Regions from separate parts of the Homo sapiens genome. Here region 1 is linked to region 2. Evidence: chromatin loops called from intact Hi-C (ENCODE). Cell type or tissue: heart left ventricle. All regions are shown on one strand. Each heading gives the region's core, and the rest is flanking DNA. Links, peaks and the distances in the headings are about the cores only.

What was found. Peaks named below come from ENCODE experiments on the same cell type or tissue, not always from the same donor. Only the 100,000 strongest peaks of a DNase experiment are listed, where the experiment ranks them.
Region 1: a loop joins it to region 2, with 2.0 times the contacts of the local background. A loop is called at or near these places in 6 of 110 quality-filtered maps.

The regions. Positions count from the first base shown.
Region 1 is chr11:116,987,626-116,995,960 of GRCh38, reverse strand. The region is part of intron 1 of SIK3 (SIK family kinase 3); the gene reads left to right. Among named protein-coding and RNA genes, the nearest start is that of SIK3, 110 kb to the left of the region's middle. In heart left ventricle, for the core only: no CTCF peak of the experiment used is centred there; no DNase peak of the experiment used is centred there; H3K27ac peaks cover 1,362 bases.
Region 2 is chr11:116,928,938-116,937,272 of GRCh38, reverse strand. All of the region lies in intron 3 of SIK3 (SIK family kinase 3), which reads left to right. Among named protein-coding and RNA genes, the nearest start is that of APOA1, 95 kb to the right of the region's middle. In heart left ventricle, for the core only: no CTCF peak of the experiment used is centred there; no DNase peak of the experiment used is centred there; H3K4me3 peaks cover 1,285 bases; H3K27ac peaks cover 3,215 bases.

The sequences.
Region 1 (8,335 bases), core at 325-8,324, 58 kb before region 2:
CAGGCTAGCCTTGAACTCCTTGGGCTCAAATGATTCTCCCATCTCAGCCTTCTAAGTATTTGGGACTACAGGCAGGTTCTACCACACCTGACTTGTTCCTTATTTTAGATGTTGAAAATAAGCAAGTGAAATAAAGGCTTATCAAAGTGTACACAGCACTTTGCTAGATACTGTGGATGATTTTTCAGGGAAGATGCCATTCCTCCCCTGAAGAAGATAATTATTGTAGAGTTAGAGCTAACAGACAAAATAGATGATATATAAATTTATTCTTAGGAGCCAGGTTGTTGAGAGGATTAAGAGCAATCACTAGACGATTAGAATATTGGGGACTTCCAAAACATCTGAAGTGTATCTAGAATAGTAGATAAGATCTGCACAGGTAGGAAGTAGGGTGAGCCGGGTGTGGCGGCTCATACCTGTAATCCCAGCACTTTGGGAGGGTTGAGGTGGGTGGATGCCTTGAGCGCAGGAGTTTGGGACCAGCCTGGGCAACATAGTGAAACCTTGTCTCTACAAAAATACAAAAATTAGCTGGGTGTGATGGTGCACACCTGTAGTCCTAGCTACTCGGGAGGCTGAGGCGGGAGGATCTCCTGAGCCTGGGAGGTGGAGGTTGCAATGAGCCAAGATCACGCCACTGCACTCCAGCCTGGGTGACAGAGTGAGACCCTGTCTTTTTTTTTTTTTTTTTGAGACGGAGTCTTGCTCTGTCGCCTAGGCTGGAGTGCAATGGTGCGATCTTGGCTCACTGCAACCTCCACCTCCTGGGTTCAAGCGATTCTCCTGCCTCAGCCTCCTGAGTAGCTGGGATTACGGGCATGCGCCATCATGCCCAGCTAATTTTTGTATTTTTGTAGAGACAAGGTTTCACTATGTTGCCCAGGCTGGTCTCAAACTCCTGACCTCAGGTGACATACCTACCTCAGCCTCCCAAGTGCTGGGATTACAGGCGTGAGCCACCATGCCCGGCCTGAGACTCTGTCTTAAAGAAAAAAAGAAAAAAAAAGGAGTGAAAGTAGAGGTGAGAAGTGCCTGGAAAACGGGACTTTTAAACTGAGCTTGCTGCAGAGGTGGACACAAAAATTTGGGGCTGTTTTGTTTGAGGAATGAAGAATAGCAGGACAAAAACAGATTGTTTTGGGGTTGGTATTAATAATTGTATAGGTAGCGTGGGGAAAACTTTTAGAGAGCCTTAAAAGCTGAACCCGTATGTTTTAGTTTGGTGTGAGTAAACGTAGATTCCTGGTGCTCTGTAACAGGAGTGTTTGTCGCAGTTTAGTCCGACAGTGATGGCTTATAGTACATATGATTGTGGTCAAGATGAGGAGATTAATTAGCTAATCCCAAAGGGATTTCGTGATCATTTATTGAATCCTTACCACCAAGCACTTTTTGTCATGAATCATTATTTCATCTAAACCTGGCAACTGCCCTGTGAGTTTGATATTGTTATAATCCTCACCGTAACAAGTGAGAATGCTGATACCCAGCAAGGGCAAGCACCTTTCTTAGGGTCACAAAACGAGGAAGGAGTAGAGCAGTCAGTGTGGCTCCAGGAACCAGAATCTTAACCACTATGCTCTAAAGTGTTTTTCAGAGAAAGGAAGATTAACATTCTTTCCTTCGATGTATTTTTTTCCTTGCTAATTCCCTATCTCCTTACCTACAATGTGGCTTAGTGATCTTAGGACAAAGGTTTGGCTTGGAGACTTCAAAGAGGTTTGTCCATTTCAGACTCTTCAAAAACAGTTACTGGTTACTTACAAATAACACTTTGTAATTCAATAACTGAAAAATCAAAACAACTTTAAATAGATTTTAAGGCTGGAGAAGGGAGGCTAGCTAATTTCATAAATTTGTTGAAGTTTGATTTTCTTTACCCTAGTTGTATCATAAATAGGAATGGTTTTTTATATTTATACTTGTTTAAATATACTGTTTATACCTGTTTAAATGCTAAGCCAACAAAAGCTCTCTGAAAGAATACATGCACACAAACACATGTCTGTTTCGTCACGGATGTGTAACTCACTCATGGTTGCTCCTCCTGATGTCTGTGTGCCACACAGTTCGGAAAAGGCACTTGCTTGGCTGTCACGCTGTAAGTTCCCTTTGTCATTTGTGACAATTGGTCTCTTTGCTGTACATCTTTTGGGATGAAGGATTGAGCTCTTGTAAAAGCATTTCAGAGGTTTTTCAGCTAATGATTTTTCCGCTCATTCTTTACTGTTTGGTTTCCTAGGCAACCCATCCTCCCCTTGCACCCTGCTGACGTCTGTTCAGCCCCTCTTCCTCTCCACTACCCCTCCCATTACTCAAGTTGTTTTTTCATTGCTGCTTTAGGATTGCACTAAAGGAATATACATGTTTTCCTAAATATCTGCTCCTCTATACTTTTTAGAATATATTAGAAGGATGGGAAGAAAAAAAATCATTTTTAGAAGCTAAGTAACCTGTATTTTTAGGTCAGTTATAACAGGGTTTCATCCATATAAGGCTAAATTTATTCTGTTGTTTCTAGGTTGGTTTTCTTTTTTAAAGTTAAACAATAATAAAGAAATTGTTGTCCATTTAAACCAGGAATTCCATAATTAAGCTATTTTAGGAATGTAAGGTGTTGTATAGGAAAAAACAGTCTGAAAATGGTGGGCATAGTTGCGTTTCTAGATGGTTATGCTGTGATTTATTTTTTTAAAAAATCAGTTGTGTCTGTTAAAAGCATTTCTGTTACTGTGGGGAGGGGTTTTTAAAGTTTTAAAAATCTAGCTTTTGGGTGAGTGCAGTGGCTCATGCCAGTAATCCCACCACTTTGGGAGGCTGATGTGGGAGGATCACCTCAGGCCAGGAGTTTGAGACCCATCTGGGCAACATAGTGAGACTCTGTTTATTAAAATAAAAATAAAAGTAGAAATAAAATAAAATAAAAATCTGTTTAGTTGTTGTTCACATTTGGTCCTTTAGAGATACTTTTTTGAGACAGAATCTCACTCTGTCACCCAGGCTGGAGAGCAGTGGCATGATCACGGCTCACTGCAGCCTCTATCTCCTGGACTTAAGTGACCCTCCCACCTCAGCCTCCCAAATAGCTGGGACTACAGGTGCATGGCACTATGTCTGGCTAATTTTTAAATTTTTCTGTAGAGATGAGGTCCCTCCATGTTGCCTAGGCTGGTCTTGAACTTTTGGGCTCAAGAGTCCTCCTGCCTTGGCTCCCCGAGGTGCTGGGATTATTATAGTCATGAGCTACTGCTCCTGACCTAGTGATAACTTTTTGAATTCCAATTCCTTGATCCTTTAGCATCCTAGGCAAAGACAACCATTTCTGCTGGGTAAAGCACAGTGAAAAGCCCTGCTTCTCTGTATACAAATGAAACAGATTGTACAATTAATATGTATTGGGTGCTGCATGGTCCATCCTAACAGTAGTGCTAATTGCCATATCATTTATTTTTACATTTGGAAGTATTTTACTTTGGCCTCAATGTAATTTTGTTTTTTTAATGCTGTAGAGTGTATGGGATATAGGTAAGGAGTGGATAAGAAAGGAAACAATAGAATCAGAAATAGTAAGAATTGCTATATAAATGCCTTTCCCTGTAAATGCACACAAATATATGAGGTGTTTTTTTTTGGGGGGGGGGGTCTTGCTCTGTTGCCCAGGCTGGAGTGCATTGGTAGGATCTTAGCTCACTGCAGCCTCCACCTCCTGGGTTCAAGCAATTCTCTTGCCTCAGCCTCCTGAGTAGCTGGGATTATAGGCGCCCACCACCACGCCTGGCTAATTTTTTGTATTTTTAGTAAAAATGAGGTTTCACCATGTTGGCCAAGCTGGTCTCGAACTCCTGACCTCAAGTGTTCTGCCCGCTTTGGCCTCCGAAAGTGCTGAGATTCCAGGTATGAGCCACCATGCCCGGCCACGAGTTTTTTGTATGTATGTCTAAATACGTAGAAAGACAAGATTTACCCCCTTTTTTGGTGTCTGTAATAAATTTAGTGATATACGTGTATGGGTGTATATGTATATAGATATGTATGCTATGAGTTAGAAATGAAAAACCTGCCATAAAAGCAAGAGGAAGGAGGAGTTAATTTTGCCTGAAGATGTCAGAGAAGGCTGCATTGAAAAAATTTGCCATAGACCTGGTGATAGGAGATTGAATGGGCCTTACTAGCTGTGTATAGTGGTTTGTACCAAAAAGTATGGGGATAGGAGGGGAAAGTGGCTGGGAATATTGGAAAATCTAGTTGAAAGATAGGTTGAAGGCCGATTGTGAAATAGTTTCACTTACTTTATCATTTAAGTAATAGGTTGGTTAGACCTTTTAGATCAGATCAGTATTTTGAGAGTATCTCTAATAGTATAGAATTATTTGTACTTCTTGACTGAAACTATATGTTAAATAATGAATTTGTAACTTAGTTATTAGAGTGTTCAAATTATACCTGTTTCTCTCCCTTCCCTCAATTTTTAGAAAGCATTCTCTAATGAGGCAGGGGTTTTTGTTTGTTTTGAGACAGCGCCTTGCTCTATTGCCCATACTGGAGCGCAGTGGCATGATCTCGACTCACTGCAACCTTCGCCTCCCGGGTTCAAGTGATTCTCATGCCTCAGCCTCCCTTGTAGGTGAGATTACGGGCGTGTGCCACCATGCCTGGTTAATTTTTGTATTTTTGATAGAGACGGGGTTTTGCCATGTTGGCCAGCTGGTCTCAAACTCCTGGCCACCTTGGATCCGCCCACCTTGGCCTCCCAAAGTGCTGGGGTTACAGGCATGAGCCACCATGACCAGCCAAGGCAGGTTACTTTTATATTGGTTAAAAGAGTGCCTGATATTAAATCCTTAGTCTCCCACTAACCAGCTCTCTCTCTGACCTTGGATGAGCCTTAAACTTTGGTTTAATTCATTTGTAAAACAAGCATAATAATGCCTACCTGAAAGAACTGTTGTGAGGATTTGATTGAACGGGATAATATGTAAAGCACAGCTCTTGACACACTGTAAATGTAGCTGAAAAATAGTAGTGATTATTTTGTGGTAACAGCTTTCATTGTAGAAGAAAATTAATGGAATGTGAAGGATTAATGATTTTGGGAGGTGGAGGGGAGGAGACCTTGTTAAGTAGATTAATTAGGAAGTTATTGGTTTGTCCAAACAGTGCTTTTAGGTGACAAGGGAATTCAGTGTGGAAGAGGAGGTTTGGTAGGAGAAGAAAATATAATCAGTTTAGTTGTAGATGGGTTGAGTTTAAGGTACCCAAGGACACAAAGGTAATACTGTGGAGGTGGCTGTTGGAAATACGAAGCCTGGAGGTACGAATGTGGAAGTTATTGCTGTCTGGTTGGAGATACTTGTGTCTGGGAAGAGTGATCGAGTGAGTAGTGGCCTATTAATGTTTTCTTTTTTTAAAAAATTTACTTTCAATATACTGCCAATAAAGTAATTTGCACTGTTATACTAAGGTATTAGACCACGTATTCTGAGTTCAGATTTGTTGCTTGACTCGTTAATGTATGTAGGTTATACCCAGTTTTGGTAAGCCTCCTGACCTTTGGCCCCATTCACAGCATTATCTCTATCTCTCAAAGGGAAAAAGAAGTTCATTCTTTGAACTGGGGAGTGCTCTGATGTTGGCAGGTCTACTCCTCCTCAGGTCTAGACACTCTTGGCCTCCACAGTGGTTTTATTCAGGAAAGTTCTCACCTTTGAATTGTAGACTTAGTGCAGACTTGCTGGTAGTTGGCTAGGCGGGATCACAACAGTGATTGGTATTGGTAAGTACATGTATTGCTGCCAAGAAGTTGCATAGTTCATGTGTTCAGTCATAGCCTTTTCTTTATATGACGACCCCGCTGAAATACAGAATGGCCTGCTGCCTTCTCACAGAAGGTCTACTGTTCCAAGCTTATTTTTTTCTGAGTGAGAAGAAAAGGTCTTTTGCCACTGTTTTCAGACTGAAATTTAAATTTCAGCTGCCTTGGATCCTATATAATAAAAGATTGAGACACAGAAATTGTTCTATTAGACTTGAAATTTCAATTGCTTTTACTTCCCAGTTTGTAGTAGTGTTTGAACCTAAAATCCTATGTGTGTTTTTAGTTACCTTTTCAAGTTAAACTTTCAGAAACTATCTGCTTAACTTAAAAATTTACTCTTGTTAATTGCCCAACCACATCTTACTTCATGTGTCAAAATCTGCCTGATATTTTTAATTTGGAAGTCCACAGTAGTGGGAAGTCATAGGAACTCCCAGTCAGGGTATTCACAGTAACTACTCACAGTAATAGGAACTCACAGTCAAGTCTAATTTTTCATTTTAATTTTTCCAATCCCTTCTTTACTTCTAGTATACTAATTGAAAAAAAAAAACTTGGGTTGCCTTTAGTTTCAATTTATAATTTTTATTAGGATTTTACTGATACTGTATCTTTTTGGTACTGGAGGTCTCAGAGGACTGACCTGGTTCTACTTGTTTGCTCTTGGGATTTAGAACGATAGTTTCTATTGTGTTGAGCCAGCAACATTTTGCTTATTTTCAAGAGGCAGAGTGGCAGAGTACTAAATTGCAAGGTTGTGCAGACCTTAAATAAGTGTATGGTGAGCTATAAAGTTACAATGTTAAATTAGTTTCTGGCTGGCCCACATTGTTTCCAAAGTTGACTTTGCATTTTAAAAGACCTTACTGATTTAAAAAGCGAATAGAGAACTGCTTGGAAACACATATCATCTGAGAGACATTCGAACATGCGGGGAAAAAAAAAAGTGGAAGGAAAGGTGCTGCTGGCTGGGCATCATAGACTAGAAAGCTGCATTTAAAGTTTAAACTGCTTGGGTAAGACATGTTTTCCTGGTTTATCCTCATGTTTTTTTCCATCTGTGTTCTCTTGCCATTATTACCACCAAATACAGGAGAATACTCCTTTACTTATTGTAGTCTTATTTGGGAGACAGACTAGAGTGTGGATTATGTAGGGACAGAAAGGGAGACTTGAGGGTTTTTTTTTGTTTTGTTTTGTTTTTTCTTCCAGTATTTAGGTTCATTGATGTACAGGGCATATGTTGTCTTCTTTTAGATTTTTCAGTGAAGTTTTGTACTCCTCTCCATAAAACTCTCACACATTTATATTTATACATATATATGTAATATATATATTATTTATTTATTGAGAAAGAGTCTTGCTTTGTTACCTAGGCTGGAGTGCAGTGGCATGATCATGGCTCACTGAAGGCTCAACCCCAAAGACTCAAGCAATCCTTCCACCTCAGCCTCCCAAGTAGCTGGGACCACAGGTGCACATTAATATGCTTGGCTAATTTTTTAATTTTTAAATTATTATTATTGTAGAGATGGGGTCTTGCTGTGTTGCCTAGGCTGGTCTCAAACTCCTGAGCTCAAGCAATTCACCTGCCTCGGCATCCCAAAGTGCTGGGATTATAGGTGTGAGCACCACTGGCTGGGCCAATGTTTTTTCTCTTATAATGTTTCTTCTGATACTTTGTGGCTATTCTGAATGTGTTCTTTTAAAAATTATCATTAGAAAGTTACTTCATTTTTCTTTTTTTCTTTTTTTTTGAGTCAGAGTCTCGCTCTGTTGCCCGGGCTGGAGTGCAGTGGCGCCATCTCGGCTCACTGCAAGCTCCGCCTCCCGGGTTCACGCCATTCTCCTGCCTTAGCCTCCCTAGTAGCTGGGACTACAGGCGCCTGCCACCGTGCCGGCTAATTTTTTGTAGTTTTAGTAGAGACGGGGTTTCATGGTGTTAGCCAGGATGGTCTCAATCTCCTTGTGATCCACCTGCCTTGGCCTCCCAAAGTGCTGAGATTACAGGCGTTACTGCATTTTTCTGCACCAGGATCTCTTTATTTTGTACTTAGGCTTTGCTTGCTCCCTCTTTGCTTTAGTTTCATCATCTGTGAAACAAAGGGGTTAGGTTAGAATAAGAAATTTCCAAAGATCTTTCTACTTCTCACAGTACGTGGTGCTGTGTCGAGGTAACGTCCTTTACATACCTCATGAAGTTAGTGCTAGTTGTACCATCCAAACCACACATAAGTTCTGTGAATACAACCAAACAGCTTTGTTCACATGTATTTGCATGTGTTTCAACTTACCGTGTTCTCTGCATAATGATTCTTCAACAGTTTGAGGTAAAGAGTGAATATTTCAGTTTAAAAATACAGTCAAAAGTATAGTTTCTTATTCTGGTGGACGTGGTTTACTACTACCTCCTCCCCCTGTGTTTTAGTTTGTTGCTGTGCTAGTTTTATTGCATATTTTCTCTCCTAAAAATAGATGGTCTTTATCTAAAGCGTAGTTTTTATAAATATTTGCATC
Region 2 (8,335 bases), core at 118-8,117:
CAAATCTAAATAAATATATGCATATACATACACATGCATATTTGTATTTTCCCTTCCTTCCTACACAAACAGAAACACACTCTACATATTTTTCTACGTCTTGCAGTGCTTCATGGATATAAACCCATCCATGGACCAAAAATCCATGGGCTAGGAGGGAAGACACACAAGATAAGAAATTACTGTAATATAATTGTTTGCTGATGTCATAGAGGCAGATAGATTAAATGTCATTAGACACAAATTATGGAGCAGTTTTTCTAGGGCGGGTGAGTAGGTTAGGGTTAGCTTCAGAGAAATGACCTTTAAGCTGGACTTTAAAGGATAACCTTGAATTCCAAAGTTCAGCTGGGGATGGGGATGAGAATAGGAGACAGGCATTCCAGCAAGAAGTAAAACCCTGAGCAAAGTGTACAGCATGTTGGTGAAACAGCAAGTACACATGCAGGTGAACTATGTTTATGAATTAGAACTATATATTGTAGGCTGTGAGATTTTGTTGAAAAGTTCTAAGTTAAATGAATGACACGACCAAAGAAATGTGTTAGAATAACTGGTAACAATGTAAAGGATGATGGGCAGAAAGGGAAACCTGAAGGATAGAGAAGAGGAGGCATACTCTTTAAATGTAAGTCGAAAATTTAGCGTATTTTGTAAGTAATTGGATGTTAAGAGTGAGGAAGAAAGAGGAGTTGAAGATGATTCCAAAGTTTCTTTCATGGACATCTAGATGATGGTAATAGGGATTCAGGAGGAGAACTAGGTTACAGCAGGAAGATAAAGAGAACGTTAGTTCAGGCCAGGTGCTGTGGCTCACGCCTGTAATCCCAGAACTTTGGGAGGCTGAGGTAGGTGCATTACTTGAGGTAAAGAGTTTGAGACCAGCCTGACCAACATGGTGAAACTCCGTCTCTATTAAAAATACAAAAATTAGCTGGGCATGGTGGCACCTGTTGTCCCAGTGACTTGGGAGGCTGAGATAGGAGAATCACTTGAACCTGGGAGGCAGAGGTTGTGATGAGCCGAGATCACACCACCCCGCTTCAGCCTGGATGACAAAGTGAGTCTCTGTCTCAAAAATGCAAACAAACAAAGAGAACGCTAGTTCAGTTTGGTCCATGTTAAATTTAGATATCTTTCAAATTTTTTTAAATTATAAAAATAAAGATGGGATCTCACTATGTTGCCCAGGCTGATCTTGAACTCCTGGACTCAAGTGATCCTCCCTTCTTGGCCTCCCAGTGTGCTGGGATCACAGGTGTGAGCCACCACACCTGGCCTAAATTTAGATATATTTATGATACCTAGATGAAGTTTTTCAGTAGACATTTGAAAACAGGAGTTTGGAGCTCAGGAGGTTAGATGACTAGAAACAGTGAATTTGGAAGCCATTAGCCTTATGTATTGGCATTAGTTACCATCTCATGCTACATAAAATTCCCTGGAGACATGTACTTGAGCTGTTCCCTTTGGAAGACTAGTTAGAGCTAGGATTGCAACATTTTGATAGTCAATATTTTAACAAATCGAAAGGTACCTCTGTTGACTTGGAGCATGCAGGTTATACTAGGATCTGATTAGAACCTCTGTTACAGGATTAGCAAACCAAGTATTGCTAATACCTTGGTGTAGCATGAGAAACATTGGTACTATATGAGAAAACTTGAATAACATTTTTGAAAGGCCTTTTGTAATATATGAGATTCTATTTCAAAGCCTACCTGGGTTTATGCTTAGTCTAGAAATACTTTTTAAGAAGCCATAAGAAAACAAATCCTTCCTTATACATTACTGTGAATGGACTTGATATGAAAAGGATGGCATGTTTTTTATGAAGACAACTTAAAAAGTGTGTAGTTTACAAACCTTGTTTAATAGCAAAATGAAGAGTAAAAAAAGTGTTTTTGTAAAAGCTTATAGTCTCTTCTCTCATTGGTATTCCTTGAGTTAATTTATAATAATAAATTAATAAGTATTAATAATCAATATAATTAATAATAATTTATCATTATTAATAATAGTTTAAAGATAGGGTCTTGCCCTGTTGCCCAGGCTGGAGTGCAGTGGCATGCTCATAGCTCACTGCAGCCTCGAACTCCTGGGTTCAAGTGATCCTCCTGCCTCAGCCTCTCAACAGATTACCAGGTGCATACCACCATGCCTGGCTGATTTTGTTTGTTTGTTTTCTGAGACTGGGTCTCACTCTGTCGCCCAGGCTGGAGTGCAGTGGCACGATCTCGGCTTACTGCAAACTCTGCTTTCCAGGTTCAAGCGATTCTCCTGCCTCAGCCTCCCGAATAGCTGGGACTATAGGCATGCGCCACCACACCCGGCTAATTTTTTTTTTGTATTTTGAGTAGAAATGAGGTTTCACCATGTTGGCCAGGCTGGTCTTGAACTCCTGACCTCAGGTAATCCACCTACCTCTGCCTCCCAAAGTGCTGGGATTATAGAGGTGAGCCACCGCGCCCGGCCTATGCCTGGCTGATTTTTAAATTTTTTGTAGCAATGGGGTCTTGCTTTGCTGTTCAGGCTGGTCTTTAAGTGCGGGGATTATAGGTGTGAACCACCATGCCTGGCCTAATCTATAATTATTAAGTATCCATCATAGGCAGAGTACTATTTTATGTGTAATAAGGAGGCATAGAAAAAAATAGTTCTAGTTCCACATTTTCAAAACTAAAGCATATCCTGTGATAATGTGTTTCACGAAGAAATTGTGTTGTCTCAAAACTCTCAGGGAAAAAGTTTAGTTTATTTGGAAGAGACAGAAGAAAATTTAGTATACTTTTTGCTTGTATGCCAAGTACAGACTTGGATATATGAAGACAGGTCATATATGTTAGTGTGCCTTTTTAGATTAGTTGGGAAGACTCTTGAATTCATTGAGGTGAGCAATAGCATTTAGCATTCATTTTGCTAATAAAATCTAAGGTTCAGGAAATAGTTTTAATAAACAGGGATAGGAATGTATTCAATCATCTTTTGTTCTTTTAATAAATACTTATTAAGTGCTTAATATGCGTCAGATACCGTTCATTGTACTAGACACAGTATTGAACAAAATGGCAAGAATGCCTGCCCTCATGGAGCTTGTTTTCTAGTGGAGAAGACAGATAGTACACCAACTAAGTAGGGTAGAATGTGTCATTTGTTAGAAAATGATAAAGTGCGTAGGGGAAGTGAATATGAAATTGAAATATCAGGAGGTAAGCTGACAATAGAGATAGGAAAGACCTCTCTGAGAAGGTTATACTTTTGTAAAAGATCATGCAGCTATTTGGGGAGGAGCATTCCAAGTAGAAAGAATAGAAAGAACAAAGGCCCTGTGGCAGGAGTATTTCTGCTGTGTTTGAGAAATAGCAAGGTGGCATATGTGATTATAGTAGAACAAAAGAGCCAGTGAAAGAAGGTAAGGTCAAAGGTCATGAGCTGGGAACCCATCCGGAGGTTTTGACAGAAAAAAATGATGTGATCTTATTTAAGATTTAAGAGAATTACCCTGCTACATAGAAATGCAGACTTAATTGTTTGAGTGTAGGAGTTTGAGGCTACAATGAGCCATGATTGGGCCACTGCACTCCAACATGGGCAACACAGCAAGACCTTGTCTCTTGAGAGAGAGAGAGAGAGAGAGGAAGGAAGAAAAGAGAAAATGCAAACTTATATTCATATAAAATTCTATACACAATTGTTTAATTGTTGATAGCAGCTTTCTTTGTAATAGCTAAGAACTGGAAACAACCAAAATGTCCTTCAGTAGGTGAATGGATAAGGAAACTCTTGTACATCTATTCCATGCTGTACTACTCAGCAGTAAAAAGGAGCAAATGGGGCCAGGTGCAGTGGCTCACGCCTGTAATCCCAGCACTTTGGGGGGCTGAGGCGGGTGGAGCACGAGGTCAGGAGTTTGAGACCAGCCTGGCCAATATGGTGAAACCCTGTCTCTACTAAAAATGCAAAAATTAGCCGGGTGTGGTGGCGCACGCCTGTAGTCCCAGCTACTTGGGAGGCTGAGGCAGGAGAATCACTTGAACCCAGGAGGTGGAGGTTGCAGTGAGCCAAGATTGCACCACTGCACTCCATCCTGGGTGACAGTGAGACTCTGCCTCAAAAAAGAAAAAAAAAAAAAAAAGGAGCAAGGTTAATAGACACATCAACTTGGATGGATCTTAAGGACATTATGGTGACTAAAAATATCAGGCCAGTCATGGTGGTTTATGCCTGTAATCCCAACACTTTGGAAGGCCTAGGCAGGAATATCACTTGAGCCCATGAGTTTGAGACCAGCTTGGTCAACTTGGTGAAACCCTACCTCTAAATAATTAGCTAGGCATGGTGGCAGATGCTTGTAGTCCTAGCTGCTTGGGAGGCTGAGGTGGGAGGAGGTCAAGGCTGCAGTGAGCCGTGATCTTGCCACTGCAGTCCAGCTTGAATGACTCTTTCTCAAAAAACAAACAAACAAAAACAAGAAAATAAAAAAGCCAATCTCAAAAGGTCGCCGACTGTATGATTCTGTTTATATAGTGTTCTTAAAATGATGAAATTACATAAATGGGAAACAGATTAGTGGTTTCTAGGAGTTAGGGATGGTGGGGCATAGAGGAACAAGCATGACTGTGTAGGGGTAGTGCAACGGAGATCTTTGTGGTGGTGAAATATTTTTGTATCTTTTTTTGATACAAAAAATTGAACAGGGGAAAGGCAAGATCCGTTTACACATGCAGGCATATATGTGAGAGTACTCAGTAATGACTGAGTCCGAATAGTTGTAATTGCTATTGTAGTAATTGCAGTTGTTGTTCCACAAATCTACACATGTGATAAAGTGACATAGAACTATACATACGCATTGTACCCATGTCAAATTCTGGGTTTTGATATCGTTCTATAATTATATAAGATTTAACCATTGGCGGAAACTGGGCGAAGGGTACACGGGACCTCTCTGCACTGTCTTTGCAACTTCCTGTGAATCTATAATTATCTCAAAATAAAAAGTTTTTAAAAAAAGATTACTACCTTGGCTGCTCTTTTGAGGAGTAATCCTAGGAGGTTATTGCAGAAATCTAGGAGTGAGGTAGTTGCTGTTAAATGAGGCTGGTGGCACTAGAGTGGAGTGAAGGCAGGGGTGAGAAATAGTTGGATTCTGAATATGATTTGAACGTAGAGTTAATAGAATTTGCTGATGGATAGGATGCAGGGTGTGAGAGAAAGAGAAGAATGAAAGATGCCATAAAAGTTTTTGGCCTGGTCAATGGAGGAGCAAAGAAAAGAGATAGTAACAAGAAGCAGCAACAAGTCAAGAAGCCCGGTAAGAGGTAGTTGGATTCTTGGCAAGAAAGACAAAATGACAAACCCTCTTCCTCTAGTCAGTGGCAGCCACGCCTGGGAGTTAGAGGACAATAGGATATTAAAGTGACTGCACTCTTATTAACCTGCTTAGGGGGAGCTGAGTTATCTTGGCCTCGCCCTGCTTTTTTGGAAAGAAGCGTTTGTTTGATAAACAGGAAGTCGTTTCCATGGGTGTAGGAAGAAGAAATGATAGAACTGAGTGGCAAAGCAAAGAACTACTAGCTGTGGTTAGTTTGGAATTGGCAGAAGTTTTTTCAGGTAGTCACCTAAGATGAAGATGAGCACACATACTGCCTTTTCCCTTTTCTAGGCTGGGTTCATTCTTCACTGAAATGTGGTATTTCTGCCTATTGCTTGTCCTGCTGTCAGGGTATGTTCATTTTCAGCTAGTGTTTTGCATCAACTATGAGTTGTAGACTTAGCAGACAAATGGAGACACTGTCTGTTTAGAGTGGAAAAGTGACTTATTTTAAGAAATGTTGGCTCCGCACCACTATCCCATTAGTGGCATACCTCTGACACTCCATTGAAGCTGGCCTAGGGAAGGTAAGACTGGCTTCTGTGTATTTTTGCTCTTTGAAAGGTCAGAACCTAAATGTACCACAAGATATTTTCTTCCTGAGTAAGATTGGGACAAAATTACAAACAGTGAATTCTGAAGCAAACTTACGTGCTGGTGCTCTAATACTTTAGAAAATTCAAAATCGATTTCCTGTACTTCTAACAATATTACTCTTCGTCGGGTATGTAAATCTCTTAGTGTCACTTACTTCTTTTCATTTTGCAAGGAAGGGCAGACCAAAAAGATTAAAGAAGACCAATGCCAAGTCATGGTCATGGGAAAGTGAGAAAGAGAATTTAAAAGTACTTTTTACTTTTTTTTACTTTGTTTTACTTTTTACTTTTGAAAAGCACTTGAAACAGGAGAACCATTTTTTTTCCTTTTAACCGAGAGTCACCTCATCCCTGTCTGGGTACATGTTTGGAGTGAAATTGTGGTCAAAGAAAACTTTAAATTTGTCCCAGACCTATAATGGCAACTAAATAGATAAGTAGTTGATTGATGGTGAAAAAAGCTTAGTGTGATGGACTTGACTTTATGCAGCAGGTGTCTACTTGAGGTTTGTTTAGATTGGTGGGGGTGGGGAGGGGGCAGGACTCTAGCTAGGGGCATGGCTGCAGTGTGGATGATTGGGATGAGGATATGGGTAGTATTTGTGTCTCAGTATTTAGGAGAGGTAGTTCACTGAATTGCCTGGAAGAAGCAGAACAACTCTGGAGTTCCTTGCAATTGGAGTTTATCCTGACAAGGTTCAACGTACATTTTACTTTGCGTATTGAGTGGATTCAGGAGCCATTTGGTTTCATTTGCCTTCTGAAAGTACTGCAGTATTTGTAAAAATGCTGTGACTATGTGTTAAGTCCAGGCTGGTCTACAGCTCTGGATTTCTTCACTGAAAGTTAAATATCACATTTGAACTTGAAGAATGTTTGCTGCCTGCCTCTAGAGCATATACGAATATAAAGCAGCTATTTGTCAGCAGGCAGCTGAAAGGCGATTTTCAGCAGGGAGTGAAAACCACTGCAGGCTGCTGGCTTCCTGGCACACCCACTAGACCTCGTAGGTTTACAGTGAAAGCAAACCAATGGGAGTAGGGGTTGGGGGGATAAGATGGGCAAAAATCAGGGCAGAGGCTGAGGTCTGAATGCGATTGAGCCACTGGAAGGAGCTTGCATGTGAAGAGCACAGTGCTCCCAAAGAGAAGAAAACTTGAACCCTAAACACAATGGCTAGGAGCAAATATCTAATGTGAACACTTTAAAAAAAAAAAGTGATTTGTTCCGTAAGTGTATTTAGAGTCCAGGGGAAAAAAAAAAGTGATTTGTTTATCTTCTTTGTATCTATAACTATAGGGGTACTGAAGGTAACTTTGGGGAAAGTATTATAGTTTAAGCTGTACTACCCAGTGCGCTGTTACAGCTACCTTTTAACCAGAACCATTAACAGTGACAATCGATGTGTAGAAAATCACCTTTAAGCTCTGCAGAATCCTGAAGGACTTTGTGCTCTATTGACTAGATGTTTAAGTATTCCCTATATAGTATTCAGTGGACCTTTTCAAAAATGTCTTTTGCAACATCTTTGAAAGTGAAAGTTTTAACGTATGATACTCTTAATCAGAGTACACGTTTATTCCCAAATATTCTGTTCTTTCTTTGGGTATAGCATGCAACAGAGTTTACTTGTATTTAGAAGATCAAGAGGTGGGGGTATTGGCAGGATAAATGATTTGTCCAGGGACAACTGATGTGTCACTGTAGAGATAAAACAGAACTAGGCTGCATTCCAGCAGCTTCTGGCCCGTATAACAGTTTTGAGAACTTTCCAATCACTTTAGGAAAACAAGGTACTTAGAAATTTATAAAGACTTTCTTAATAAAAGAAATCACTTATTTTGGAAATTGTGAAATTAATCATTCTGCAGCATTTAAGAAGCACTTTGATGTGTTCTGGTAATTAGTATTTACTGCCAGACAAATGTCTCTTGGGCATTTTAATTAATGGGTAGCTTGGCCAAATGAGCTTCTGATGGTAAACCTTCATAAGGGTTTATTTTTATGTTTCTCAAGAATAGCTGTCTCTTCAAAGCTCTTTAATTAGACAAGGTTTAGCAACTAAAACATATTATTAGAATAATTAGGCCTTGGGTTAAGAGAAATAGGGGGTCAGAGGAGCAGGTACTGTTAGAAAATGGCCTCTTAAAACATAGCATTCTACCTCTGATGGATGGCCAGTTCTTTCACAGCTTCTGTTAAGTTACTCTCCCTAGTTTGGACTTCGTGTTGTTTAAAGTTCATAGCAGACCTCACCGGAAGCCTAAACACACCCGAGTGGGAGCTTACTTATCCCCACCTCTGACCTCCCAGGGAAAGCTTGATTCTAGTCCTTTTAACTGCTAAGTGGAAGACTTCTTATTTT